2 separate regions of the Homo sapiens genome follow, and region 2 is linked to region 1. Evidence: read pairs that join two places in POLR2A ChIA-PET (ENCODE). Cell type or tissue: PC-9. All regions are shown on one strand.

Region 1 (4,000 bases):
CATGAGATCTGATGGTTCTGTAAGGGGCTCTTCCCCTTTCGCTTGGCACCTCTCCTACCTGCCACCTTGTGAAGAAGTTACCTTGGTTCCCCTTCTCCTTCCTCCATGACTGTAAGTTTCCTGAGGCCTCCACAGCCATGCTGGACTTCGAGTCAGTTAAACCTCTTTCCTTTATAAATTACCCAGTCTTGGGCAGTTCTTTATAGCAGTAAGAAAACAGACTAATGCTCCCAGGCTGGTCTCTAACTCCTGGGCTCAAGTGATCCTCCCACTTCAGCCTCCCAAAATGCTGGGATGACAGGTATGAGCCATGCGCCTGGCCATTTCTGACATATTCTAGTGGTCTAAGCAGTCACAGGGCCCACCTAGCTTCAAGGGAGTGGAGAAATGGACTCTGCCTCTTGATGTGGGCAGTGGCCGGGTCACACTGCAGGAGAGAATATGGGATGGGAGATATTATGAGGCTGTCTTTGGAAACTGCAATTTGCATAGCTGGGAAGCACTGGTGGGTTTTGGAGACAGGAAATTGCTCATTCTGCCTGGCGGGGGAAGGGAAGAGGAGACAGGGGCTGGTGGAATAAGACTGAGGCAAGTTCATGGAAGACCTTGATTCCCACAACAGATCATTAGAACTTTATTCTGTAGCAAGTTGGAAATGATCATTGCTTTTGGAACAATGGAGAAACTGTGCAGAAAGCAAAGGTCTGTAATTCTAATTCCTTCAACAAGTGGCTCCCCAGGGAAGAGGCTGGAGGCTTCTATTCCTTCACAGTGACATATCCCAGCCCCACAATGGCATAAAAAGCACACTGCCTCAAATCCACTAAGCATTTATTAGACAATTATTGTATGCTGGGTGCAAGGCCAGGCTAGGCACTGTAGAGGTGAGTCTATGATTCATAAACCTGAATTCTGGAAATTCCAGTCCATAGCTTCTAGATCCCCTCTTGGATGCCTCATGGCCCAAAAACCCTTTGCCAGGACAAATATCCTGGTTTTTTACTAGAAAAATATCCAAGTCCAAGCAATGTAAAAGTACAAAGGAGGCTGTGACTTGTCCCTTGAGTCTGCACAGAGCTGAGAGGGGCTGTGATGGTCCAGGCCCCGAGCTCAGGGATCCGGACCCCAGAGAGTTAAGCGTATATTCGGAGCCAACCCATCCTCAGGCACCTGCTTAACCCCATCTCTTCCACGCAGCCCATACGCACACATGCATTCACGCATTTATTCATTCAAGTGCCTTCTAAACAGCAGGCCTTGTGCTGGGTGCTGGCAGGATGGCTATAAGTAAGGCAGGTCCCCCAGGGAGCACCTAGAATAGAAAGGAAGCCGGACCTCCCTACTGATAACAACACTTTCAGGTGATAAGTGCTATAACTAAGGTACCTATGAGATGCTGTGAAGAGTCTCAGAGGAGGCTGACCTCCTTCAGATAGGAGGAGAGGCTTTGGGCAGGTCTTGGAGAAAAAGGAAACTGACATTATCAGCACCCACTAGGGCCCAGGCATTCTGCTAGGGGGTTAACGTGCACTGCTAAGTGACTTATGCACACAAAACCCTTACACAGGCCTGGTCTATACAGTAAGGCTAAGTGATTGACACTTAATATTAACAATTATCATCTCCTTTGAGTGTAACAAGAAGGAACTAGAGAGGAGTCGCAAAGCCTCCTTTACAGTTGAGGAAACAGGCATGGAGGCTAAGTTGTGAGCCCAAGGGGACATAACTAAGCCGGAGTTCAATCCCCAATTTAATTCTAAAGTCCTGATCTCTGTCTCCACCCTCTTTCTAGTTCATGGAGGAGGGAAGAAGTGGAGGACATTCCCAAAGAGGGGACAAACCTTGGGAAAACTCAATAGTCTCAAGGAGCCAGGGTGTGGAGTATGTGGGTGCCCAGGTGGGATGGGAGAGGAGGCAGGAGAGAGGTGGCGGGGGCTGAAGTGTAAAGGGCATTGAACACCAGGTGGGGTAGGAGAGTGGGCTTGATTCTACCCATAGAGAGAATCGACCGAGGGTTCCGCGACGCCCTGGCCGTATTGGAATCTCTCCTTCCAGGTCACACTCCCGTGACCGCTCGTCACCTAATTAGGCACCCGCCTGTGACCCGTTCACATCCTTCCAGGCAGGGCTGGGCCTGGAACACGGGGCAACTCACAGTCCAGAGCTTCCTCCTTGTCACGGCCTCCCTCTCAGGCTGTGGTATTTGCTCAGAACCTGAGCCCGGGGGCAGAGAGCACAGAAATATTTATTTATGTCACTGCCAACCCTGCCTCCTGGAGGCCCGCACGGGGCACCTCACAGAGAAGCTCAGTTATATAACTCAGAGTTGACACAGCAGGAAGGAGAGGGAAACAAGTTCTAGTTATTCCTTTTTCTCAGTCTTAGACACATTTGGAAACTGGATGGCTTGACATTGCCCTGTCTTCTTCCTCCCTCACCTTACTGACCTGGGGTCCCCAGGGACCTCGGTGATGCTAGATCCATTGCTGATTTTAACCTCGATTCTCATGTGGCTGGGGGTTTGGGGAGATCTTCCTAGAGGTGGAGGAGGGGAGAGAAAGGAAATATATTAAAGGGCTGCTTTGTGCCAAACACTGCCAGAGACTTTATATTTATTATTATTAGTAGTAGTATTAAACAGCAATCCCATGAAGAGGGTCCTGTTATTACCTCCACTTTACAGAAAAGGAGATGAAGGCACAGAGAGGTTAAGTAACTTTCTAAAGGCCACCCAGCCGAGCCAGGTCAGTCTGGCTCTGACCACTACTGGTTCATTTTCAAGCATCTCAAACTGAATCCATAATAAACTGAATCCCATAATAGGGATCCTTTTTGTTGTTGTTATTAGAGACAGGGGTCTCGATATATTGCCCAGGCTGGACTCAAACTCCTGGGCTCAAGAGATCCTCCCACCTCAGCCTTCCAAGTAGCTAGGACTAGAGGCATGCGTCACCATACCCGGCTCATAATGTAGGGGTTCTTGAGAGCCCAGAGCATGCTAGTTTCTTATTGTGGAGGAAGTTCTTCCACAGCTTTAATTCCTAATATATTTGTTTTGTTTTGTTTTGTTTTTTTTTGGAGACTTGCTCTGTCGCCCAATGGTGCGATCTCAGCTCACTGCAACCTCTGGGGTCAAGCAATTCTCCCACCTCAGCCTCCCGAGTAGCTGAGATTACAGGCGCCTGCCACCATGCCCGACTGATTTTTGTATTTTTAGTAGAGACGGGGTTTCACCATGTTGGCCAGGCTGGTCTCAAACTTCTGACCTCAGGTGACCCACCTGCCTCAGCCTCCCAAAGTGCTGGGATTACAGGCATGAGCCACCATGTCCAGTCCCAACATATTTCTTGAATCTAGGTTCCACTCTGGCCCTCCCTGGGCACTAGACTTCACTGTGCTGGGACCTTCACTCTCCCACCCACTCACCACATCCTACACTTTCCTTCCCTAATGTGCCCATTCCCACCCCCTCCTCCCCAGACTTCACTCCCATTGTTCTTCCCAGCTAGACTGGCATTCTTCCCTTCCCACCTCATAAAGTCCCAGTCAAATGATAATAGTAACAATGTTCATTGATTGAGCGGCAGCAGTAAAGTGGAGTGGTCAAAAGCATGAACTGTGGTGTACTTGGCCTAAGTTCTACCTAGTTCTGCCGCTTTCACTGGCTGTGTGACCTCAGGATACTTAGTCTCTCTGGGCCTCAGTTTCTCTACCTGTAAAATGGAAATAATGATACCCACCTCCTAGGGCTGGCATGGAATGAAATGAGTTATACAAATAAAAATTTAAACTATACAAATAAAAGCTTACTTATAAAGTTTTTAGAAAAGTGCTTGGCACACAGTAAGTGCTCATTAAATGCTCCTCTTACTTTCAAGCCCTCAAAACATGGTGCAGACTCTGAAGTCAGATTCTTTGGGGTCACGTCCTTCCTCAGTTGGTGACCTTGGACAAGTTACTTAACCTCCTTGGGCCTCAGTTTCCTCACTTAAAAAAAATT
Region 2 (4,000 bases), 430 kb before region 1:
TGGAGCAGATCCGAGGGGTCCTCAGGGGCGTGAGCTGCAGGAGGGTGGGAGGAGGGTGAGCAGGGGCTTTCCCAGGGTCACCCTGCCCATGTATGGGCTCAGTCAGAGTCCTGCCCCATATAAATTTCATGCAAAGTGCCTTTGCTTTCAAGATGCCAGCCTGGTGGGTGGGCAGGGAGACCCTGGCCCCCAGCCTTCTACAAATGGACCAGCAAGAGGGGATGCTCCCCACGCTGTTCTAACCAACCATCCATTCTCAGCCATTTTGCTTTGCAATGGGTTGTGATTCACATTCCATAAATGTCACCACCTTACAGTGTTCAGTTCAATGGTTTCTTAGCATTTTCACAACGTTGTGCAATCATCGCTATTATCTAATTCCAGAACATTTTTAGCACCCCAAAAAGAAACTGCATGCCCATTAGCAGTCACTCCACCCATTCTTCTCCTCCCCTAAACCCTGACAACCACGAATCTACTTCCTGTGTCTGTGAATGTCCCTACTCTAGACTTTTTATGTAAATAGAGCTTGGCTGGCTTCTTTCACTTAGCATAATGTTTTCAAGGTTCACACGTGTGGTAGCATGGATTAGTACTTCCTTTTTAGGGCTGAATAATATTCCATTGTGTGATATACCACATTTTGTTTATCCACTCATCAGGACATTTGGGTTGTTTCTACTTTTTGGCTACCATGAATAATGCTGCTGTGAACACCGTGTTCAATTTTATAAGTGGACATATGTTTTCAGTTGTCTTGGGTATATATCTAAGAGTGGAATTTGGTAGGTTATATAGTAGCTCTATCTTTAACCTTTTGAAGAACTGTCGAACTATTTTCTAAAGTGGCCACACCATTTTTTTGGTCTTTGAGACAGGGTCTTGCTCTGTCCCCCAGGCTGGAGTGCAGTGGCGTGATCATGGCTCACTGCAGCCTCGACTTCCTGGGCTTAAGCAATCCTCGCACCTCAGCCTCCTGTGTAGCTGGGACTACAGACATGCACCACCACATCCGTCTAATTTATTTTTAAATTTTTTGTAGTGATGGGGTCTCATATATTGTCCAGGATGTTATGGCTGCACCATCTTAAATTCCCACCAGCATTGTTTGAGGGGTTCAGTTTCTCCACATCGCCATTGATGCTTGGTATTGTCTCTCATTCACTTTTTAACACAACCTGAAGTTGGTGTCCTCACCCTTATTTTAGAGATATGTAACTAAAGTGTGTAAGAAGTGACTTGCCCCAAGTTGATCAGATGAAGCAATGGTGGAGGAGGCGCTCTTGACTGAGCCCACACGTGGGCAGGGTGGCCTTGGGAAAGTTGTTTAAGCAACGAGAACTTCAATTGCCTCATCTCTAAAATGGATATAGTTTGATTTACCGAAAGACAAACAACAATGACAACAGCAGCCACTGGCATTTGTGAAGTGCACAGCCTCTTTCAGGCAAGTCCCTCCCTTCATTAAATCCTCACGACAACGTGCCCACTATCACTATCCCCATTTGATGAATGAGCTGAGGCTCAGAGAGAGCTGCCGCCCAGCATCACAGTTAGCATGTGAAGAACCTACAATATTCATCCCAGTGCTAGACTGGTTGTGGGGCGGATAGAGCGGGTTGGCGTCTGTGAATGTGTTTAGTGTCTAACAGGCCCCTATGTACATGTGTTGAGTCTGAAGGGAGGAGACCTGGGAAGGGAAGACATTCGCTCTGTAGGGAGGGGGCTATCTTGTTCACCCTTTTATATGAGGGTGGGGGGCTTCAGGGACCTGAGCACCTGATAAAGGGATGAATTTAGGGAGGAGGAGAAGAGAGAGGAGAAGAGAAGCTGGCCATTGAAGAGTCCACAGCCCTCTCTTCCAGGCTAGGTCTTTGTCCAGCCCACTTCTGCTTCTGTTAAGGGAAGGGCAGTGAGGGCCTGAGCCTCAAGGAAGGGGCTGGGGAGGGGCTGCAGCCTCTAAAGCAATCTGCACTGTAAACAAAGAGTCCTTAACTTATAAAACCCTTCCCTCAGGCCCCCAGGCTTGGGCTGTGGAGAGCAAGAGCCTGCGGGAAAATGGCGGCCCAAGCTGGCAGCTGGCTCGGAGCTCGGAGGCCCTGGCCGGCTGGCGTGGGAAATAAACAGGTGGGAAAATGTTAAGCAACCCCAGCTGGGTCAAGGCCTTGCGGCCTGGGTGTGTGTCTTGAATATGTCTGTGCCTCTCCTTCCCCAGACACGTCTACGACTGCCAGTGGGCCCAAGGTGTGAGGGAGCAGACAGTTATTGATTCCCCTACTCCAACTCTACACACAAGAGGGGTCCTCAGGCTTGGCGAGGACCGATGGGGACGGAAGAATGGTCCGACCCCGCTGCACATCCTCTGGCCAACCTCGAAGGCTGCCCTCCTCTCTGAATTTGGGTTCTGGCCCAGCAGCTGCAAAATGTCTTCAGGCTTCCTGGAGTCCCCAGAATGGGGCCTTAGGGATGGCGCGGGGAGGGGTCTACTGCCTCTACGCAAGGTGACGGCTGTGCCGTGGAGCCTTAGGATGTAGCTGACATCTTGTTTGGATGTGAGGCTGGGTGGAATTGGGGTCAGTTCTGGAGGGAGGGGTCCTGGATTCAGGGCTGAGTCTAAAGTTGAGGAAAGGAGTCCAGTCAAGGTCAGACCTGAACAGTGGCTTCTGGTTGGGTGGTGGGTCAGGGCAGAAGGGTGAGGGTGGGCTTTGAGAAGCCAGGCTCCATCAAGGCTTGGGGTAGAGTCTGCAGCGGGAACGGTTGCTGGTTGAGGTCAGTGTTCTGGGTGGGAAATAGAGGGCCCATCTGGGTTGCAAGGAGGCTGGTGGCTGAGGTGGGGGCATGTTGCCAAGGCAAAGGACCCTGGGCTACGTGGAGGTTGGCACCACTTTTCAGGAGGGAACTGCAGTTAGCTTCCTGAAGTGGGGTAAGTGAACCTAGGCCCACTCCTGTCTTTTAGGGATGTCAGGGTCTAACAAGATCTCCCCCTCTTCTCCCACCCTCCTCGCTCCTTTTCCTCCTCAAATCTATCATCCATTCCTCAGCCTGTGTTGCTTCGGCACTTCCCGGGTGAAAGTCTATATTGTGAAATCTGGGGAGACATGTGTTGTGTGGAGCCTGGCAGCCTGGCGGATTTATAAAAGGCAACTTGTTTTTTCACATTCATGTGGAAAAACAATGTTCTGTCAACCAGCTGGGAAGCTAAGGAAAAATACACAAACAAGAAACAATTCCACATGCTCTGGAGTCAGCCTAAGATTGGGGGGGTGAGGGCCCGGTGTGTGCAGCGCGAGGCAGCTGACCCTTGACAATCTCCTAAGGGCTATTTCTTGGGGTCCCCCATCTCAAAGGGCTGGGAGCCTCTAGGATTTCTAACCAGTATGGCTGAGGGTCTAAAGGGACGTGTCTTGGTGCCTCAAGGGGGTGCCTCACATCTTCCTGGAACGCCCAGCTTGATGCTGGGAAGCAGACTGGAGGGGGTCCCACAGAGCTGGAAGCCCTGGAGACGCAGGCAGCCCTGGCGGGACAGTGGCAGAGAAGGTGGGAAGCTCTGCCTTTTCGTGGGCCTCGTCCTGCACTTGAGCAAGGAGGGCCTGGCCGAGGCCATACCTGCTCGCCATCCTCAATCAGGACTATGCTTTGACTTCCTAAGGAAGTTCCCTGAATTTCATGCAATGCACCAGGAGAGCAGAGAGAGAGTCTAGGGTCTCATGTAACGTTCTCCATAATGATGAGCCCCCCACTCCGCTCACTTTATTGGCTTTGAACACTATGCCCTTAAGACCTGTTTCCAAATGAGTCCTGTGTCTTAAGACCTATTAATGTAGCAGACCTGGCCACTCTAGGAGAAAATGCTCTTTCAGATCTATGATAACAAAAGGGGCCAAAGAGGCCCTGCAGGGGCATGGAGGGAGGCAATAGTGAACTCAAGCTTCGTTTCCCCCGGTCCTTCCTCCTCCTCCCCTGTCAGGCCAGTGCCAAGTGAGAGGCAGAGGAAGGATGG

Evidence for each region. ChIA-PET counts read pairs that join two places held together with the same protein. Peaks named below come from ENCODE experiments on the same cell type or tissue, not always from the same donor. Only the 100,000 strongest peaks of a DNase experiment are listed, where the experiment ranks them.
Region 2: POLR2A ChIA-PET joins it to region 1 with 5 read pairs; 2 of 35 experiments call an interaction of 5 or more read pairs at or near these places.

What each region holds. Positions count from the first base shown.
Region 1 is chr1:24,565,959-24,569,958 of GRCh38, forward strand. The region is part of intron 1 of NCMAP (non-compact myelin associated protein); the gene reads left to right. Among named protein-coding and RNA genes, the nearest start is that of NCMAP, 12 kb to the left of the region's middle. RefSeq lists enhancers at 1,648-2,149, 3,300-3,802. In PC-9, a CTCF peak has its summit at 2,319 (motif pointing left); a DNase peak (open chromatin) is centred at 2,223; H3K27ac peaks cover 282 bases.
Region 2 is chr1:24,138,681-24,142,680 of GRCh38, forward strand. IL22RA1 (interleukin 22 receptor subunit alpha 1) reads right to left here. Exons shown (of 7, transcript NM_021258.4): 2 at 1-34. Among named protein-coding and RNA genes, the nearest start is that of IL22RA1, 2.5 kb to the right of the region's middle. In PC-9, no CTCF peak of the experiment used is centred here; no DNase peak of the experiment used is centred here; H3K4me3 peaks cover 172 bases.